2 separate regions of the Homo sapiens genome follow, and region 2 is linked to region 1. A link is a contact called in ENCODE Hi-C or POLR2A ChIA-PET data. All regions are on one chromosome and are shown on one strand. Each heading gives the region's core, a stretch centred on a gene start or an enhancer-like site at or near the end of the contact. The rest is flanking DNA. Distances are from core to core; before and after follow the strand shown. Region 1 has its middle 40 kb from the start of LINC01991. Region 2 has its middle 3.1 kb from the start of TPRG1-AS1.

Region 1 (4,872 bases), core at 1,294-3,793:
AGTGAATGTTTCACGACTTTGTACTTCTTCCATGTATTTCATTAAAATATGAAGTAAGACCCAAGTCAGTGTCTTACTGACTCTGGATTTCTGATTTCTGGTGATCTTTATGTTAATATCTTCTATTCAAAGGAGTTGCAATCAAATATTACTATATTGTTTCCATGATCCTTGTCAAAGATGACATGTACTGTACCAAATAGTTCTGCAATCAAGCTGTTTCTTGATGTAAAAATCTAATCACAATAGTCTTGAATCTCTGAAAATTTAAATATTTGAGTTTCAATAGTTCCCTACTTATCCCTAGTTCTAGACTCTTAAAGAACATTGGTTTGTTAAAATCCTTCCGTTGTTTTTTCCATAACAAGTTGTTTGTTACACTTCCATGATCCCACTCTTTGTTATGAATTCCAGACATGGCAATGATATTTACTAGCTTGTAATTCCCAGGTAGCTCTTCATATTAGGGTGGAAATCCTATTGGCAATGTGATGCTCCCTCTGGTTTAGTAGTAATGACAGGCTGTGCATTCTGGACGATGGCTCCACAGTTTTATACATGACTTATTCCAGAATTCTGGAGTGAATGTCATCAGTCCAGGTGATTTGTTTACTTAGTTTGTTCATTCCATTTAGTGTGTGTGTGGAGGGGGGTGGCAGTACGCAGCATGGAGCCCTGACCCGATAGGCCAGCAATTTGAATCCTTGCCCCAAATCTGCATCTAACTTGGATGAACTTGAGTAAGTCATTTCCCTCTGTAGCTCATCATTGCCATCTGAGACTCGAAGGGGTTGGATAAAATGATCTCTATGGTTCCTTCCAGTTTTGTCATTTTGTGATTCTAAAATGTGCTGTCATTCATAGTTCTTCCTGGCAAGGTCTCTGGTGGGCAAAACTAGGGCCAGCTGTAACAGCTGACAACATATCTTTCTTTTCTTTTTCTTTCTTTCTTTCTTTTTTTTTTTTTTTTTTTTTTTTTTGAGATGGAGTTTTGTGCTTGTTGCCCAGGCTGGAGTGCAACAGCATGATCTCGGCTCACTGCAAACTCTGCCTCCCAGGTTCAAGCGATTCTCCTGCTTCAGCCTTTCTAGTAGCTGCGGTTACAGGAATGTACCACCACGCCCGGCCAAGTTTGTATATTTAGTAGAGACGAGGTTTCTCCATGTTGGTCAGGCTGGTCTCGAACTTCCAACCTCAGGTGATTGGCCGGCCTCGGCCTCCCAAAGTGCTGGGATTACAGGCATGAGCCACCACACCCAGCACATCTTTCTTTTCTTGCCAGCACTCAGAAGCTTCACTTCAAATAAACTGTGGGGAAAGTATACTTGATCAAGTACAGTGGACTATGGAATTCAGCAACTAGCATGGCAACCTAGACGGACAAGAGCTCGAAAGCAGTGCTGTGAAATCATTAGTATTGACTTTCTATTTGTAAAATAAATTGAAAACATACCCATAGATGAAGTTTAGAGTAAAAATAAAGAGGGAGGAGAGATTGCTTTGCTTGTTTCACAGTGCTGGCATTGGAACTATGTCTTTATTAAGGCCTCATGCAGAGGGAAGGGACTTGAACTAAACAGACTTCTAACTTCTATTTTAGTGGCATTCTCTTGCTGATGACCTTGTGCTTGTTTGTTTTCCTCTTTGGGCCTTTATTTCTTCCACCTGTTAATAAGCATCTTGGGATAAGACAGTGCCTCTCAAAGTGTAATGTCCATGTGAATCATCTGGAGATCTTGTTAAAATGCTGATTCTGATTCAGCAGGTCTGAAGTAGGGCCTTGGGATCCTCAGTTCTAACACGGTCTTTGCTTCTCCTTCAGTCATTGAGAAGCAGAGGCTAGACAGTTTTTAAGTCCTTTTCAGCTGTGAACACTCCATGTTTCAAATAATCTCCCAACACTAGAGTGAGAAGCAGAATAGGAAGGCCTCTCTGGATGGAACATCATCTATATTAAAATGCCTTTTTGTTTTAGACAGGAAAGAATGGAATTCCTAAACTTGGGCTTAAGCAAGAGGAAAGGAAAGCACTGAAGGGGACATTTACTGTGAGGTCTGAGGTGGTTCCAAAAGGTATTAATGCTTGGAAGGAAGGAAGAAAAACCAGGCAGAAAGTTGGCTTGAGGCAGGTATAGAAGTCAGGGAAAAACAATCCACAAAAACCAGTGGTGGTGGTGTTGGAAGTGGTCATAGGAAAGTAATAAAGAGTTTTAATGCTAATTCTCCAGAGATGCGTGATTGGCCTTGTGTTTTGTAGATATTGTCCCACAGTCCATTATGGCAATCCTACAAAGCTGCAGGGGTGCAGCAATGCTGTCTCCACCATAAGGCAGAACTAAGTGGAGAGAAAGGAGGGACAATCATACGGAGAGGGAGGGGAGCCTCTTGGACCCTACAGAGCCTTAGCTCCGACACCCCAGTAAGGGGCTGGAGCCTGCTCTGCATCTGCTGTGGCTCTCCCTGGGTCACCCACCGGAGCCGCCGTGGGCAGTGGTATGGGGGAAGGAAAGTGTCTCAGCACAACCTCAGTTTCACTTCCTGCCTCAAAACACAGAGAGTCATTATATAAATATCAACCTCAGCAGCTGCTGCCCTCATCCCTCTTCTCACTATTACTCCCGAAGCTCAGCTCACAGCCAAGGCGCCTGCCAGGCCTCTCACTTTCCCCTGATCCCACGGCACTTGCACCAGGCCCGCCAGGTGGGTGCCTGGGGCAGAAATGAATCACAACTGCTCTCTGGCCCTCCAGCCAGCCATACCCAGCAGCCCTTGCGTCGCTGAGCAGGGGAGGTCGTCCTGACTGGTAGCCCACGTTAATCAAATTAAACCTTGTTCACAGACGTGACAGGCAGTCAGCCCATCCGTGGAGGCCGCAGAATGCACCGTCAGCACTCATTGCTGCTAGAGGTGGGGCAGGAAAGAACGCAGCATGTTTATATGTATATATCATAAAATGTTCTATTAAATTAGCTAAAATCACCAAAACTTTCAAAGGTGTTTTAAGTCAGGAAGCAGTGTGGTAGGTATAAAGAGTGGTCTGGAATGAAAGACCAAGAATGTGTTAGTCTCTCTAGTATGAATGAGTAAAATCTTTTTCTAATCTCCAATCATAAGAACTCCTCTTTGAACTTTGGTTCATTTTTCTTTATTTTCTTTCTAAAGATGTTACTAAAAGAACAAACAAACAAAGAAACAAAAACCCAAAAGGCAGGCCTGTCACATGATCTCCCTGATCCTCAAGTTTTTCATCTTTAAAATAATGACATGAACCTGCTTCTCTTCCAGGGTTGTGCAAGGAACATGAGATATGTGAGGTTTCCTTCTCTGCCTATTGATCACAATGGTTGACATGTTACTCTGTGTGTGTGTGTGTGTGTGTGTGTGTGTGTGTTATAAGAGAGGTTAGCAAAATGTAAGCTGTTATTCCGAGCTATTATAATTACTGATACCTTAACCATGTTGCAGCCATGGTCATGTTAGAAGCGGAAGAGCCCGGGCAAGGACTGGTAATATGGCTTCTCTGGGTCCTTAAAACAGTCAATGGAAAGCAATGTTTGGGAATCTCATCACCTGTGTGTTACTCAACTGATCAAACATTGTTAAAATATGCTCATTCTCCCACTTGATCAACTTGCGACCTAATTAGATATTTGTGATTTATTATTAAGCAACAAAAACAAATTACTAAGCAGTTTTTCAGTGCAAATCCATTAAAAATTTATTTATAAGCTTTAGAAAAAAGATTTTAAAAAGATGATGGATATTCACCAAAATGTTAACTACTGGCAATCTCTGGGAGGAGGAATTTGCATGGCTTAAATGTCTTTCTTTGTACTTTTTAAAATCACCCAAATTGGACAGGATTAACATCAGAAAAATTGACCCCTCAAGGAACACAGAGGTTAAGTGCTGTTAGCTTTTCCTTTTCCCTAAACACACATGTTGGTGTCAAATGAAGGGAAATTCAAGGTGAGAGAGCCAAAGCAGGCCACCGGGGGGTCCAAGTAAAGACTTTTTACTGAATGAGGGTCTAGAATTATTTATTTATTTTATTTTTATTTATTCATTTTTTTTGAGATGGAGTCTCGCTCTGTCCCCCAGGCTGGAGTGCAGTGGCGCAATCTCAGCTCACTGCAAGCTCCGCCTCCTGGGTTCATGCCATTCTCCTGCCTCAGCCTCCCCAGTAGCTGGGACTACAGGCGCCCAACACCACGCCCAGCTAACTTTTTTGTATTTTTTAGTAGAGATGGGGTTTCACCATGTTAGTCAGGATAGTCTCGATCTCCTGACCTCATGATTCGCCCACCTCGGCATCCCAAAGTGCTGGGATTACAGGTGTGAGCCACCGCGCCCGGCCGAGTTATTTGTTTTTTAAAATCTGTTTTTCAAGAGAGAGTGATTGATTTCTATGTTTGTCAGTCTTTCAACCATTCATCCTGTAATCATTTACTCACTTGGTAATCAAAGTTATTGGGTGGTTACGTAGGACAGAAAAAGGGCATGAATTAGCTGTCCAATGATCAGGGTTCAAGTTCTGCTACCATTTTTCTGAAGCCGTGAGCCCTTTGTCCATTTGAGCAACATGAGGCTCACTCATATGTAAAGTGGGGCTCATGGTGAACATGAAAGCTCTGAGAACTCCACAGTGCTGGGTAGAGAAGGAGTTTCTGTGACATGCAAGCCACTGAGCTAGAAATCTGAGATAGAAAGATAAGCCATTGATACAGCCTGTGCTCTCAAGAAGCTTACACTTGACTGGTCTGCTGGCTTAATGCTGAATCCAGCAGTATGGGGCACACAAAGAATCTCTTAGGTGGAATCTAGGAATCCTGGGTTTGGGGTCAATCTGAGCCACTGACAGGTTGTGTGACCA
Region 2 (4,523 bases), core at 731-3,230, 1.0 Mb before region 1:
ATAGTTTCAGTGGAATCTGCTGTCTCTTGTGATGCTCTGAAATTTGGATCTTTTGCCTGAACTAACATCTTAGGAGGGCTTCAGTCAGTTCACCATTCGTAAGTGGATTTATTTCTTCATTTCGTGCACTAACTTGGGTCCAAGTGAACCTTTATTTATTTATTTACTTACTTACTTATTTACATAAACCTACTTGAAAAGATATATGAGGAAGCTTATAATAAAAATCACAAGTATTTTTAAACCCAACTATAAAACAGGAGCACAAATGCAGTTATACTTAAACCTAAGTAGATCCACCCAAATTTTTAATGATTTTTTTTTTACTATATAAGTTCACTGATGAATTTTCCATCTGAAACTTTATATAAAGCAACTTAACAGATGCTATCTTTATAACACCATTATAATAAAGGCTCTTCTATGTACCAATGTTACAGCAAACCTTGGTAAGTGTCGGAGGTGTACTATCAAGTTGTACTTTGAAGATAGAGTTCTGGGGCCTCCAAGCCATGTAGTCCTCATTGATATAAAACTTCCTGAAAATTTAATAGGAAGATACAGACAGATTTGAAATATCTTGAGAAATAGCTAGTTTGCAAGAACCCCTATGCAGTCTTTCGTTTTGTTTTGTCTTGTTTTGTTTTTGAGACAGAGTTTCGCTCTTGTCACCCAGGCTGGAGTGCAAGGGCATGATCTCGGCTCACTGCAACCTCCGCCTCCCGAGTTCAAGCAACTCTCCTGCCTCAGCCTCCCAAGTAGCTGGGATTACAGGTGCCTGCCACTACGCCCAGCTCATTTTTGTATTTTTAGTAGATTCAGGGTTTCGCCATGTTGGCCAGGCTGATCTCAAACTACTGACTTCAGGTGATCCGCCAGCCTCGGCCTCCCAAAGTGCTGGGATTACAGCCGTGAGCCACTGCGCCTGGCCAGTCTTTTCAAATATTAGCTCTCTCAGCTGAACTAGGAAGTAGACAGCAGACACGTCTAGACAGAGGTCGCTGGCCAGGCCCTAAAGTGCAGATGTGCTGTGCTGTGGCCTAAAGAAAGATACCCAGAAAGTTCTTCAGACCTGCTAGAGATCGTGAGGCTGCTCAGGCTTCCTCCCTAAAGAACAAGGTCTCTGGACTTGGCTTTGTGTCTAACAAAGCAGTTACCGCATTCCCACCTCTTCCCCTGACCCAAACACACACACACCCTCCACACACACACGTCAATATGACAAGCTGTTTCCTCATGTTCTTTAGTATAGAATCACAGCATATTAGACCAATTTGCTGTTTAACCCATCTATTTAACAGATGAGAAACTGAAGCTCAGACAGAGGGGAGCTGCCATTTGCTTACAAGGTGACAGACCCCAGCTCCCATTTCTGCCCCTCCATGAAACAGTGTCTCACTGAAACACACTGTGGGTCGTGCCATGCTCCTGCTCAGTCACCTCCACTGATCTCCCATAACCCTCAAGGGAGTCCAAACACCCCAGCCTTGGCATCAGAGCCCTCCACAGAATAGCCTTATTTGGGTTTCCATCCCAGTCTCCATGTTCTTCTTCTTGATTGCTGGCGAGTGATCTCCTCAAAGGTCTCCTGCTCCCACGTAAACAGACCAGACTCATTCGCATCTCCATCTCAACATGGATTCTCCTGCCCATTCCCACGTTCTGAGAGCCTGTTCTCAGTGAACTGGGATGTCCAGAAACGAAGCAAGGTCATAAAATGGCTTCGCATACCCTCCACGTGTGCCTCTTCAGAGCGTCAAAATCACACTATGGCTTATTTTTACTTTTAATAATATTTTTGTGTGTAATTAGCAAGGACTCTGAAAGCCTCAGCCCCCTCCTGTGTGGTAGGAATGGCAAATACGCCCATTTTATAGGGGAGATGAAGGAAGTGAGACCCAGTGCTGAGAAAGGGCATATGATTCATGTTTCAGCAAGCAATGAGTCAGAGGAGGAGACGTCGACCCAGGCTTCCTGATGCTGAAGCTAGAGCTCCATTCACACGGCTGGGCGTATTGCCTCTGTTACTTCCAAATGCTTGATATCTTGTTTAAAAAGTCAACAAACACTCACCCCAACAGGCTGACTTTTGAGTAAGTTTTTTATTATGATGAAAAAGCACAAGAGACCTTATCTTTTCTGACCTCTGAACAGAACCTAGAATGTTAACTACATAGTTTATAATAAAGAAGCTTCAAGCTTTCCAAGTTGTGATCCTCTCCTAAGGCAACTGTGTAAATAGAGGCAATTCTGAAAACTTGGACTGTCAAAGAAATTGGGCAAGTCTGGCTGGGCGCAGTGGCTCATGCCTATAATCCCAGCACTTTGGGAGGTTGAGGCAGGCAGATCACCTGAGGTCAGGAGTTCGAGACCAGCCTGGCCAACATGGTGAAACCCCATCTCTACTAAAAATACAAAAATTAGCCAAGCATGGTGGTGGGCACCTGTACCAGCTACTCGGGAGGCTGAGGCAGGGGAATCACTTGAACCCAGGAGGCAGAGGTTGCAGTGAGCCGAGGTCATGCCACTGCACTCCAGCCTGGGTGACAGAGCAAGACTCTATCTCAAAAACAAAAACAAACAAACAAACAAACAAAAAAAGAAATTGGGCAAGGCCAAAAGTCCAGTTGAGGCTGGAAATGATATATCGCACCAGCTGTGTTCTGACCTTCTCTAGTGTCTGATACCTATTTCCAATATCCAGTGGCTGTTCTACTGTTTAGGGGCTGAGAAGAAGGGGTAGGATTGTGGTAAGTGATTTCTCTTGTTGGGTCAGAGCATTTTGAAATCCTGGAAAGGCTTGTCAAAAAGAAAGTGGTCATAGGTCATTCTGCAGTCCTTGAGAGAAGAGGAACAAATGGTAGCCTGCCTCCAGAAAAGGAGTGAAAAGGGTAGGGCTGAGAGCCCCAGTGACCTGGGTATAAAAGATCCTTTAAATGCCCTTTAAGGTACTTTGCCACATTTACTGAGCCCCTGCTAATGTACCATGTACTTGGATAGAGACCCTCAGTAAGGTGACTGTATAATTTATCATCCAAACCCAAAAACTTCAAGGTGAAGGAGGGACCTATTAATAACTAATTATACCAAGACAGAGTCATAAACTGAGATGGCAAATCAGGATGTATTATGATGTACCTTATGATGTACCTTAGCCATAAGGTACATTTTATATTATACCAAGACAAAGTCATAAACTGAGATGGCAAACCAGGATGTATTTATGATGTATTATGATATACCTTAGCCATCAGTATTGAGATCAACAGCAGAGTTTGTATCCACAGAGAAATCTCTATGGCATAAGAGGGATCTAGCAAGCACAAAAATGGCATAACCCAAGGCTGGCTGGGTGTACTGAGACTGAAAGAGAAAGAAGTGACATCTAAATAGAGGAGATGGCATTGAAGCTGGGTTTTGAGGGATGTGAAAGATTTGAATGTGTGGCAGAGATAGGCCAAATAGAGGCCATCAAATTCTGATGAGTTTAAAAAATTTTTTAAGACATCTCAGCCAAGGCCCAAGTGGCAGGAAAGCAGGAGGCGTCCATGGAGCACCGCGACCAGCCAGAACCCATCTGATGTGGCTGCCATGGAAGGAGTGGTAAGACCAACGAGAGATGAGGCAGGAAGGGTGCTGATGCCAGGCTGGGCTTGGTTCTAATTTCCTAGAGAGCACCAGGAGCGAGCTTTCCTCCTCTTATCAGCATGGCTGCACAAATCTCCATTCTCCTCATCCTGGACTTTTGTTGAGACTGCTCAGACCCACATCTCGTGGGCTGCTGCTAGTCTTACCAGGCTGACTGTCTTCCCTCCAACAAGGAAGGGAGTCTCATTTGAGGAACTGCACAACCTCTTCTGGTTTCTGTACCGGTCACTTTCTCTCTCTAGCCACTGGAGAAGTGGGTTGGAGCATTAGGGGGAAGTGTCTGTTTGGCAACCTCACAGGGCTAGAAAACTTGAAGAGGGTGGATTTTAGGGGCTATCCCCTTGAAAACATTCAAACGTTTGAATCTTTCTGGTGAGACCACTTGTATTCCTATTTTCCAGGAGTACACACAAGGCCAGAGGCACTTTGGACCTCAGGGCTTTCAGAGGGGTGAAAGACAAGGCGGTCAGGGAAAGACTTTCTCATTTGGCCTCACTGTTTTGTGATGTATGTCAGGAAGGTGTTATTGTGGTGAACAATGGAGAAGAAGGGAATTTAAAAGCAGAGAAATGAGTGACTCACCCAAGGTCACATAGCAAGTAACAGAGCTGCAAGCGGCTTGAATGCAAATCCCCTGGACCCAGGCCATGTATTCATGAACCTACCTCAAAGCCTGCTCTCAGAAAGAAGTGGAAGAGGGAGAGGAGGAAGACAAGAAAGAAGAAAGAGGAGGGGGAGGAAAAAGAGGGAGAGAAGCAGAGGAGGGGAGAGACAGCAGAGCCCTTCACTGTAGGTGAAGGACCTGGAACCTTCTCCTTTCACCCCTACTCACCCCCACTCCCTTAACTCCTCCTGGACCCAAGAAAATGTGTCCA

The links. Hi-C counts contacts between places; a loop is a spot of excess contacts on that map. ChIA-PET counts read pairs that join two places held with the same protein, here RNA polymerase II (POLR2A). Pooled maps may share reads with other maps.
Region 2: a loop to region 1 is called in a map with no recorded cell type, with 2.6 times the contacts of the local background. The contact joins two enhancer-like sites. A Hi-C loop is called at or near these places in 1 of 168 maps with a recorded cell type or tissue (PC-9), 1 of 37 single-sample maps with no recorded cell type and 1 of 50 pooled maps. POLR2A ChIA-PET finds 5 or more read pairs at or near these places in 2 of 52 experiments (both WTC11).

What each region holds. Positions count from the first base shown.
Region 1 is chr3:187,933,687-187,938,558 of GRCh38, reverse strand. No RefSeq gene overlaps it. Among named protein-coding and RNA genes, the nearest start is that of LINC01991, 40 kb to the left of the region's middle. Within about 2 kb of position 2,543, at least 2 of the 41 ENCODE cell types and tissues checked have a DNase peak (open chromatin) inside an H3K27ac peak, as active enhancers do.
Region 2 is chr3:188,948,493-188,953,015 of GRCh38, reverse strand. No RefSeq gene overlaps it. Among named protein-coding and RNA genes, the nearest start is that of TPRG1-AS1, 3.1 kb to the right of the region's middle. Within about 2 kb of position 1,980, at least 27 of the 41 ENCODE cell types and tissues checked have a DNase peak (open chromatin) inside an H3K27ac peak, as active enhancers do.